3 separate regions of the Homo sapiens genome follow, and all the other regions are linked to region 1. The links are chromatin contacts, found by Hi-C or POLR2A ChIA-PET in ENCODE. All regions are on one chromosome and are shown on one strand. Each heading gives the region's core, a stretch centred on a gene start or an enhancer-like site at or near the end of the contact. The rest is flanking DNA. Distances are from core to core; before and after follow the strand shown. Region 1 holds the start of CINP (cyclin dependent kinase 2 interacting protein). Region 2 overlaps LINC02323 (long intergenic non-protein coding RNA 2323). Region 3 overlaps WDR20 (WD repeat domain 20).

The links. Hi-C counts contacts between places; a loop is a spot of excess contacts on that map. ChIA-PET counts read pairs that join two places held with the same protein, here RNA polymerase II (POLR2A). Pooled maps may share reads with other maps.
Region 2: a pooled map shows a loop between it and region 1 (5-fold over the local background). The contact joins the enhancer-like site here to the promoter of CINP in region 1. A Hi-C loop is called at or near these places in 6 of 50 pooled maps. POLR2A ChIA-PET finds 5 or more read pairs at or near these places in 2 of 52 experiments (RWPE1 and activated CD4-positive, alpha-beta T cell).
Region 3: a pooled map shows a loop between it and region 1 (4-fold over the local background). The contact joins the enhancer-like site here to the promoter of CINP in region 1. A Hi-C loop is called at or near these places in 4 of 50 pooled maps. POLR2A ChIA-PET finds 5 or more read pairs at or near these places in 2 of 52 experiments (MCF 10A and activated naive CD4-positive, alpha-beta T cell).

Annotation. Positions count from the first base shown.
Region 1 is chr14:102,361,635-102,364,146 of GRCh38, reverse strand. It overlaps CINP (cyclin dependent kinase 2 interacting protein), which reads left to right and starts at 1,257. Exons shown (of 5, transcript NM_032630.3): 1 at 1,257-1,302. The coding sequence starts at 1,296. TECPR2 (tectonin beta-propeller repeat containing 2) reads right to left here and starts at 1,206. Exons shown (of 20, transcript NM_014844.5): 1 at 1,031-1,206. RefSeq lists silencers at 673-762, 803-1,212.
Region 2 is chr14:102,554,461-102,556,972 of GRCh38, reverse strand. LINC02323 (long intergenic non-protein coding RNA 2323) reads right to left here. Exons shown (of 3, transcript NR_146561.1): 3 at 1,147-2,263. Among named protein-coding and RNA genes, the nearest start is that of LINC02323, 10 kb to the right of the region's middle. RefSeq lists an enhancer at 127-627 and silencers at 1,309-1,728, 1,769-1,838. Within about 2 kb of position 1,257, at least 23 of the 41 ENCODE cell types and tissues checked have a DNase peak (open chromatin) inside an H3K27ac peak, as active enhancers do.
Region 3 is chr14:102,181,138-102,183,649 of GRCh38, reverse strand. The region is part of intron 1 of WDR20 (WD repeat domain 20); the gene reads right to left. Among named protein-coding and RNA genes, the nearest start is that of WDR20, 42 kb to the right of the region's middle. Within about 2 kb of position 1,254, at least 2 of the 41 ENCODE cell types and tissues checked have a DNase peak (open chromatin) inside an H3K27ac peak, as active enhancers do.

The sequences.
Region 1 (2,512 bases), core at 8-2,507:
TGGCTGCAAGGAGGCAGTCCACAAGTGCAACTGGTCACTCCAATAGATGAGAAAAGGATGCACCCAGGCTGGTATCCCACATTCTGCCAACACATGGAACATAAGTCACAGAACAGAATAAAATTCCTGAATCCCAATAAGAGAGGAAGAAAAAAGTGCAGGGAAGAGAAATGGAGGTAGAGAAGGAGAAACTAAAGTCATGAGAAGTCAGAGACATATCAGAAGGGACTAGAGGGCGAGAACGCAGGCTAGCACAGATGACAGCAGGGGCTCCCCTTTACTGAAATGTACAGCGGCAGGCACCGTGCTTAACTTTACATGCACTGACCCATTTAATCCTCTTACCAAGCCAGAGGTAGAAACTATTCTCATCTCCATTCCACTGGTGATGAAACTGGAGCGGAGTGAGGTAGGGCACTTGCCCCAGCACAGAGCTAGGAAGGGGCCGCTGGGACCTGCCCGGCTCTGACTCCAGGACACCCCATCCTTTAACACTTACTACCTATTCTGCCTCCCATGCCTTCAAATAGGATTGGGAAAGGAGTCATTCACTTATCCACTCATCGAACACTGAACACCAACTGGATGAGTGTCAAGGCCTGGGGCCAGGCGCCGGTGGGCGGATGTAAGGGACGCGGGCTGCGAGTGGGGGACAGAACACGACGTCAATCTTAAGGCGAAGGAGCAGAGCCCGCGGCCAGACCGGCAGCCGGGATGCAGGGTGGGGCCGGGGGCCGAGGGCGCGGGACGCGCAGCGGAGGCCTGAGGAGGGGCGGGCGGCCCCTGTTCCCCGCTGCGGACCGCCGGATTCTGCGGGCGGCGAGCCAGGCGCTCCGTGTGTTGTGGCATTTAGTGTCCGCCACTCCGCGCGGGCGAGACCGCGGGCGAGGGAGACGGGGCGGACGGGCATGGAGACCCTGCGGGGCTGAGGCAAGGGAAGAGTGGCCCGGGGGAGGCCGAGGAGGGGCTCGGGGCCAGGCGTCGGGGGCGTCGGGGGCGTCGGGGCCGCTTGCGGCGTCGCCGGACTCACCTCCCGCGGCAGCCCCTCCGGACTCGTCGGCCCCGCCGGGCCGGAGGAGGCGGGATGGACTCCGGGCCGCGGGGGCTGCCGGGAGCCTGTTCCCTGGGCAACGGGGCCGGCACCGGGGCCAGCACCGAAGAGCAGCAGCTGGCTCCGCCGGGGGCTAGAGCGGCAGAGCCACAAGTGGCAGCGGGCGGGGCGGACGTGACGCAAATGCGTTTCCGGTGGGGTGGGCGGGGCTTCGCGTCTCCTTCTACGGATATCTGTGGACCTTATGGAAGGTGCGTGAGATCGGTTCCTTTCCCGGGGTGGGGTGGCTGTGAATGTTACTGCTTAGGCCGCAGGTTGGACCAGAAGCTCAGGAGCTCCCCGGATTACATGAGGTTAAATGGAGGTCCTCTGTCTTACCCCAGCCTAGCCCGCAGGCCCCTCGCAGCCTCTGCGAGCTGCTCGGGAGACAGTTTTGCCGAGCCTCCGTTTTTTCACATGTGCAGTGACAGATGAACGGGACGATATACGCAAATGAGTGTCAGCAGATCCGACATCCAAATTGTAATTATTGTCACTATAAATTAGTACTAACAGAGTTCACTGGGTACCAAGCCTTGCATGCTCATCTCGTCCAGAAACTCCTCTCTGAACTGCCCTCAGTCAGAACATTCTGCTTGTAATGAAAGCTGGCTTTCGCCTAGTGCTCAGTTTGCTGAGTACTGCTCCAAGCACTTTAAGTGGATCATCTCATTTGAACCTCACAGTGGTCCCATGAAGTAATGTCAACCCCATTTTGCAGATGGGGAATCGAGGCTCAGAGGGGATAAGTAACTTAGCCACTGTGCCCTCACCCTACCCTGTCCTGTGACGCTGATGACTGGTCTGTCTTTACCAGCCCTTGAGTTTCTTGAAGTCAGTTATGTTTTTGGTTCCTAAATATGTGCCCCGTATGAGTCAGGCTGACCATGAATCAGATGTGATCCTGCCCTCAGAATCTCCTGTTGGGGGGAAAACCCTTAGACAATTATAGAACAGGTGGTAAGAGCTATTCCTCCATTTACCTCATTTTATGCAAAGCCTCCTATGTGTGGAAGGTTTGAAAGAGAACGAGACATAGTTCCTACCCTAGTCGAATTTCCAGTTTAGCAGGGAATATAGACATTAAACAAGCAAATACACTCCACTGGTGAATATCATGATAGCAGAATTATAGGGTGTACCACATATCTAGTGGTGAGTCGTAACCCAACCTGGGGGATCCAGGAATACTTCTCTGTGGAAATGACTTTCTAAAAACCTAAATCAGATAATTTCACTGCCCTATCCAGAGCTCATTGCTCACTCCCCATTGTATTAGGTTGGTGCAAAAGTAATGGCAATTTTGGCTGTTAAAAGTAATGGCAAAATCTGTTACTTTTGCACCAAGCTAATACTTAGAAGTCCAAACTTCATTTTTTTATTTTGTTTTGTTTTGTTTTGTTTTGTTTTGTTTTTGAGACG
Region 2 (2,512 bases), core at 8-2,507, 190 kb before region 1:
CTCCTCTGCCTTTTTTGTTGTTGTTTTGGAGACAGTCTCGCTCTGTCACCCAGGCTAGAGTGCAATGGCATAATCTTGGCTCATTGCAACCTCCGCCTCCTGGGTTTGAGCAATTCTCCTGCCTCAGCCTCCCGAGTAGCTGGGATTACAGGTGCAAACCACCATGCCTGGCTAATTTTTGCATTTTTAGTAGAGATGGGGTTTTACCATGTTGGCCAGGCTGATCTTGAGCCCCTGACCTCAAGTGATCCACCTGCCTTGGCCTCCCAAAGTGCTGGGATTACAGGTGTGAGCCACCGTGCCCGGCCAAGCAATGTCCCTTCCACCTCACCCCATCCCCACTGGTCAGAACTGCAGGGAAACCCAGTCTCTGGCAGTGTGGTGGTTCTGACCAGTGGAGGTGGGGTGGTGAGGGGCGCCGGGGCCAGCAGCTGTTGAGAAGCCACTGACCCTATGCCTGCGACACGCCTGGTGGGCCCAGTCCTGGGTCCATGGGCTCTGGGGGGCAGAGATCAGGCCCAATCCTCCTTGGGCCCCACTGCACCCTAGAGCAGCTGATGGTGACTGAGACGAGGCCTTGGAGATCCTAGGCTGGGAGGGCCCAGGTTGGACCTGCCAGGTTCGCTGTCCTCAGCCAGGCCAGGTGTAGGGCTAACCACAGCACTGGCGGGATCATGGCCCTGCCCCACTGCCCAGCCCAAGCTGGGAGCAGGCAACCTGGGCCTGGACAGGTGCGGGTCACCCACCCTCACCCTCACCTCAGCCTCAGCCTCCTCCTCCAGATGCCAGATGCTGGAGGCGGAGGCGGCCCCTCACAACTCCTCAGGCCCCTCCGGGACGCTGTGGGTTTTTTTTTTTTTTTCTTTTTTTTGAGACGGAGTCTCCCTCTGTCGCCCAGGCTGGAGTGCAGTGGCACGATCTCGGCTCACTGACCTTAGCCTCCCGGGTCCAAGCAATTCTCCTATCTCAGCCTACCGAGTAGCTGGGATTACAGGCGCCGGCCACCACGTCCAGCTAATTTTTGTATTTTTAGTAGAGACGGGGTTTCACCAAATTGGTAAGGCTGGTCTCGAACTCCTGACCTCAGGTGATCCACCTGCCTCGGCCTCCCAAAGTGCTGGGATTACAGGCGTGAGCCACCGCGCCTTGCCCTGTGGGGTTTTTTATTTTGGCAGAGGGAGGAGATTTAAGGAAAGAACAACCCGGCTATAAGCCCGAGGGGCTGCTGTGACCCCGCCCCCGTTGTCCACATAAGGAAAATGAGGTCCCGGGAGAGCGGACCAGCACCAGGTCTTCCAGAGAAGCTTCCCTGGGGTCTCCGCGCTGGCGGGGTCTCTCCGCCGCCTCCCCCGCCGCCGGGTCTTTGTCTCGCGGTCACTACGGCTGCGCTTCCGCGCTCTCGCGGCCGCCGGCGGGGCTTTTCCCGGGGGAGCGAGGGCCAGGCCCGGCGTGGGTGGGCGCGGAGGCAGGGGCCGCGGCCTGGACGCCAATGTCAGCGCGAGGGTCGCCCCCGGGACCCGTAGGGCGGGACCGGCCTAGGCCTCCCGCAGGCTCTGCCGTCACCTTCAGGTCGGAGCACGGGGTCCCCTCCCGGCAAATGGGCGCGGAGGAAAGCGAAACGGCCTCGGCGCCGTCCTGCTGTTCCCCACGGGGCGGGGGCAGGACCCGGAAGCCTGGCGCCCCCCGCCCCCCGAGTCTGCGGCCCCACCGGCCCCCACCGGCCGATCGTCCTGGGGGGTCCGAGCCTTTCTGCTGCGGCCCCGCCGGGCACGTGGATGCGAGTCCACGCGGTTGGGGAGGTCGCTGGAAACGGGGCGCAGCAGGTGCTGGTTGCCTGGGAGCGACTGTCGGTGTTCTGAACACAACGTGGCGGCCCGGGTTGAGTCGATTCATTCATCTAACGCCCAGGAGCCAGTCCATGGCAAGCCTGGGCTGGCGCTGGCCTGGGCGCGACAAGACCCAAAGCGAGGTGGCCTCGCCCCAGCCAAGTGGCTGCCCCAGTGACTACCCGGTCCCGGATTTAAGCAGAGCTCAGCCGGGATCTGAAGATGTAGGAGGCCACCAGGAAGGGCACTGAGCGCTGAGGGAACGTCCTGGACAAAGGCCCAGAGGTTCGAAGTCTGCGGCCTTTCACCAGCTGAAAGAAAAGCTCATCGCAGGAGTGAGGGGCCAGAAGACAAGTCCCAGAGAGGGAAGGGGCTGGGACCTGTGCGCAAGTACTGCGCTTGGGCTGCGACCTGTGCAATCCCATAGGGTCCTGAGCCTAGAAGAGACCACACTTGGTTTTAATATGCTGCTGTTGCCATCTTGAAATTCTTAATAATTTTTTAACAAGAGTCCCTGTAGTTTCTTTCTCTCTCTTTCCTTCCTTCCTTTCTTCCTTTTTTTTTTTTTTTTTTTTTTTTTGTGAGACAGAGTTTCGCTCTTGTCCCCCAGGCTGGAGTGCAATGGCATGCTATGATCTCGGCTCAACTGCAACCTCCGACTCCTGGGTTCAAGTGATTCTCCTGCC
Region 3 (2,512 bases), core at 5-2,504, 180 kb after region 1:
ACTGAGGCCCAGGAAGAGGTGGTGATCTGCCCAAGGTTCATAATGCTTACAACTTCACCTTTAACCATATCTAGCTGTTTCTCCCTTTTCAATCACCCAGCGTCAGCTAGAACAAGCTACTGAATCTGTAATGTCTAAAATTTCAATAAACAACACGTGTAGCAGTAATTGTATATCATATGACAGCATTTTGGACATAGTACACTGCTGTGTTTCAAACAGGAAGCAAAAGAGCTAGAGTGAGAGAACATTAAACATATCTTAAACATTAATGGAGATCAGCTACTAAAACAAGTGGCCAAAATGCTTGACTTGGCTTCTGTAATTCAAATAATCTCTGATCCAACCAGGCGTGAGCTGAAGAATACAGCCTCAAATCAATTTGGGTAACAGAGAGCTGATCTTCCAAATACTAGTGTGAGGAAAAGCTTTGATCTCGCCTTCATCGGAAGTTCAACAGCATTAGTTCATCACTGCAACTACTCACTTGGCACTTGTGCTGTTAGTCATTTGTCATATATGTCGAATATCCTCAAATAACCTAAAAAAAATGTTCATGGCACAACTTTCTTTTTTTTTCTCTCTCTCTGAGACGGAGAGCTCTGTTGCCCAGGCTGGAGTGCAGTAGCGCAATCTCGGCTCCCTGCAACCTCCACCTCCTGGGTTCATGTGATTACCCTGCCTCAGCCTCCCAAGTAGCTGAGATTACAGGTATGTACCACCTGTATATTACAGGTATGCACCACCTGTATATATATGTATTTTATGGAATAAAAAAAGTCTAATTCTGTTTGGGCCATATATTTATTTACATGTACATATTTGCAAAGAAAACAGTTTGAAAAGATATTCACCAAAATATTAAAAGTGTCTACCATTAAAAGAGGGGGTAATATTTAGATAATATTTTTTGCCTTTTTGTCAATAATCATATATTATATATAATTTTTTAATAGAAAAAAATAACCAAAAAAACTACTAAAACTATTTCAAAATTATTCTAGTAGTTTAAAAGCATGTCATTGCTTGGTATTAGGGTCACAGAAAAATCTGTGACTTGATGAACAGTAAAATTCACAATAAAAGGAAGCTTACTGTAACACTGAGCAAATGCATGAATGGGAATGATATATCATCAACAGATGATAATATATTCCAAACAGGCCAAATCATAAAGTTTCACACCAATTAAGACCACAGGAGTCTATTACTCATCTTTCTGTGGCATCAGTGACATCACTCAATGAGAGGAGAGAGGCCAGGAAAATTATTTAAAGAAGCCAACCATTCAGGCAACAGATGAGGAAGCCATGGCTAGTTCTTTTGTTTTACTCTTCAAATGGCATTCAGTGTTAGAACAGTTCACTGTGTGCTCTTAATTTGCTACAGTGGCAAATAAAGATAGCTTTCCCCAGAGTCCTCTTTGGGAAATCCAATCTGTTCCAAGTTTAGCTCCCTATTTTTTCTCTAATATATATTTATAATATGAATCCATATCTTTTTCATAAGAACTGAACTGAGAATTTATCACCAATTTTACAGTCTTCTAAAGATTCTAGGAAAACTGAATCCTACACTACCCTTAATCCAGAAGAAACAGCTAAAAGGGTTACACAGTGAAATTTGTTTTCAAGTATTCAGTAATATTTTTAGCATTTAGAAGTTAAAATCTTGAAACCTGAAATAAAAATATTACACTGAAAGGGAAAGGAGGTGTATTTGTAGTCTCAATAAGGGACAGTGCTGTATTTAAAATGTAGGTTAGCAGGCCAACCCACTTAGAACTGAATAGGAAGCTCCACACTGAAGGCTAAAATCAACCATAATCCAAAACTTAACGCTTGTCAACAATTCCACATATGCTATGGCTATGCTCTATGCTAAGCTTACCACTCATGATCTCGTATAATGCACTGCAGTCTCATATGACGTAATATATAGAATTAAAATTTTGCAACTACTAGCTTAAAAGTTAAATATAAAGCTATTCCCAAAGAAGTAGACTACAGAAGCAACTCATTTCCCAGTGTGAATAATTCTGTAATATATTTATAATATGGAAAAATCTTATGTAATCTAAGTCTTACATCAGGGGATCAGATAATAGATAAAGCTGGAGTGGCACTTTAAAAAGTCACCTCAGGTGAATGGTCATTAAAAAAAAAAAGTCACACTTGTTCTCAAGATGCTGCAACTCAGACCAAAGAAGTTAACTGCCTAAAATCATACAACCAATTAACACAGCAGCTCAACTCGGAGCTCTGATCTCATTCACTGTAAGTACACCATGCCCAGGAAACTAGGAAGAGCACTAAGGTAATCTAACCCAAAGCCCTCATTTCTCAGTCTCCTTCTCCTCTCACCTGTGGTCTTCTTGCTTCTACATCAGACAGTAACTACCAGACAGAACCTGAAATTATTCTATTATTTATAACACAGTGCCATGAACTACAGAAGACTTACCCAAACTCATTAAATTTAGGATAAACCAAATGACACTCATCTGGTTAAA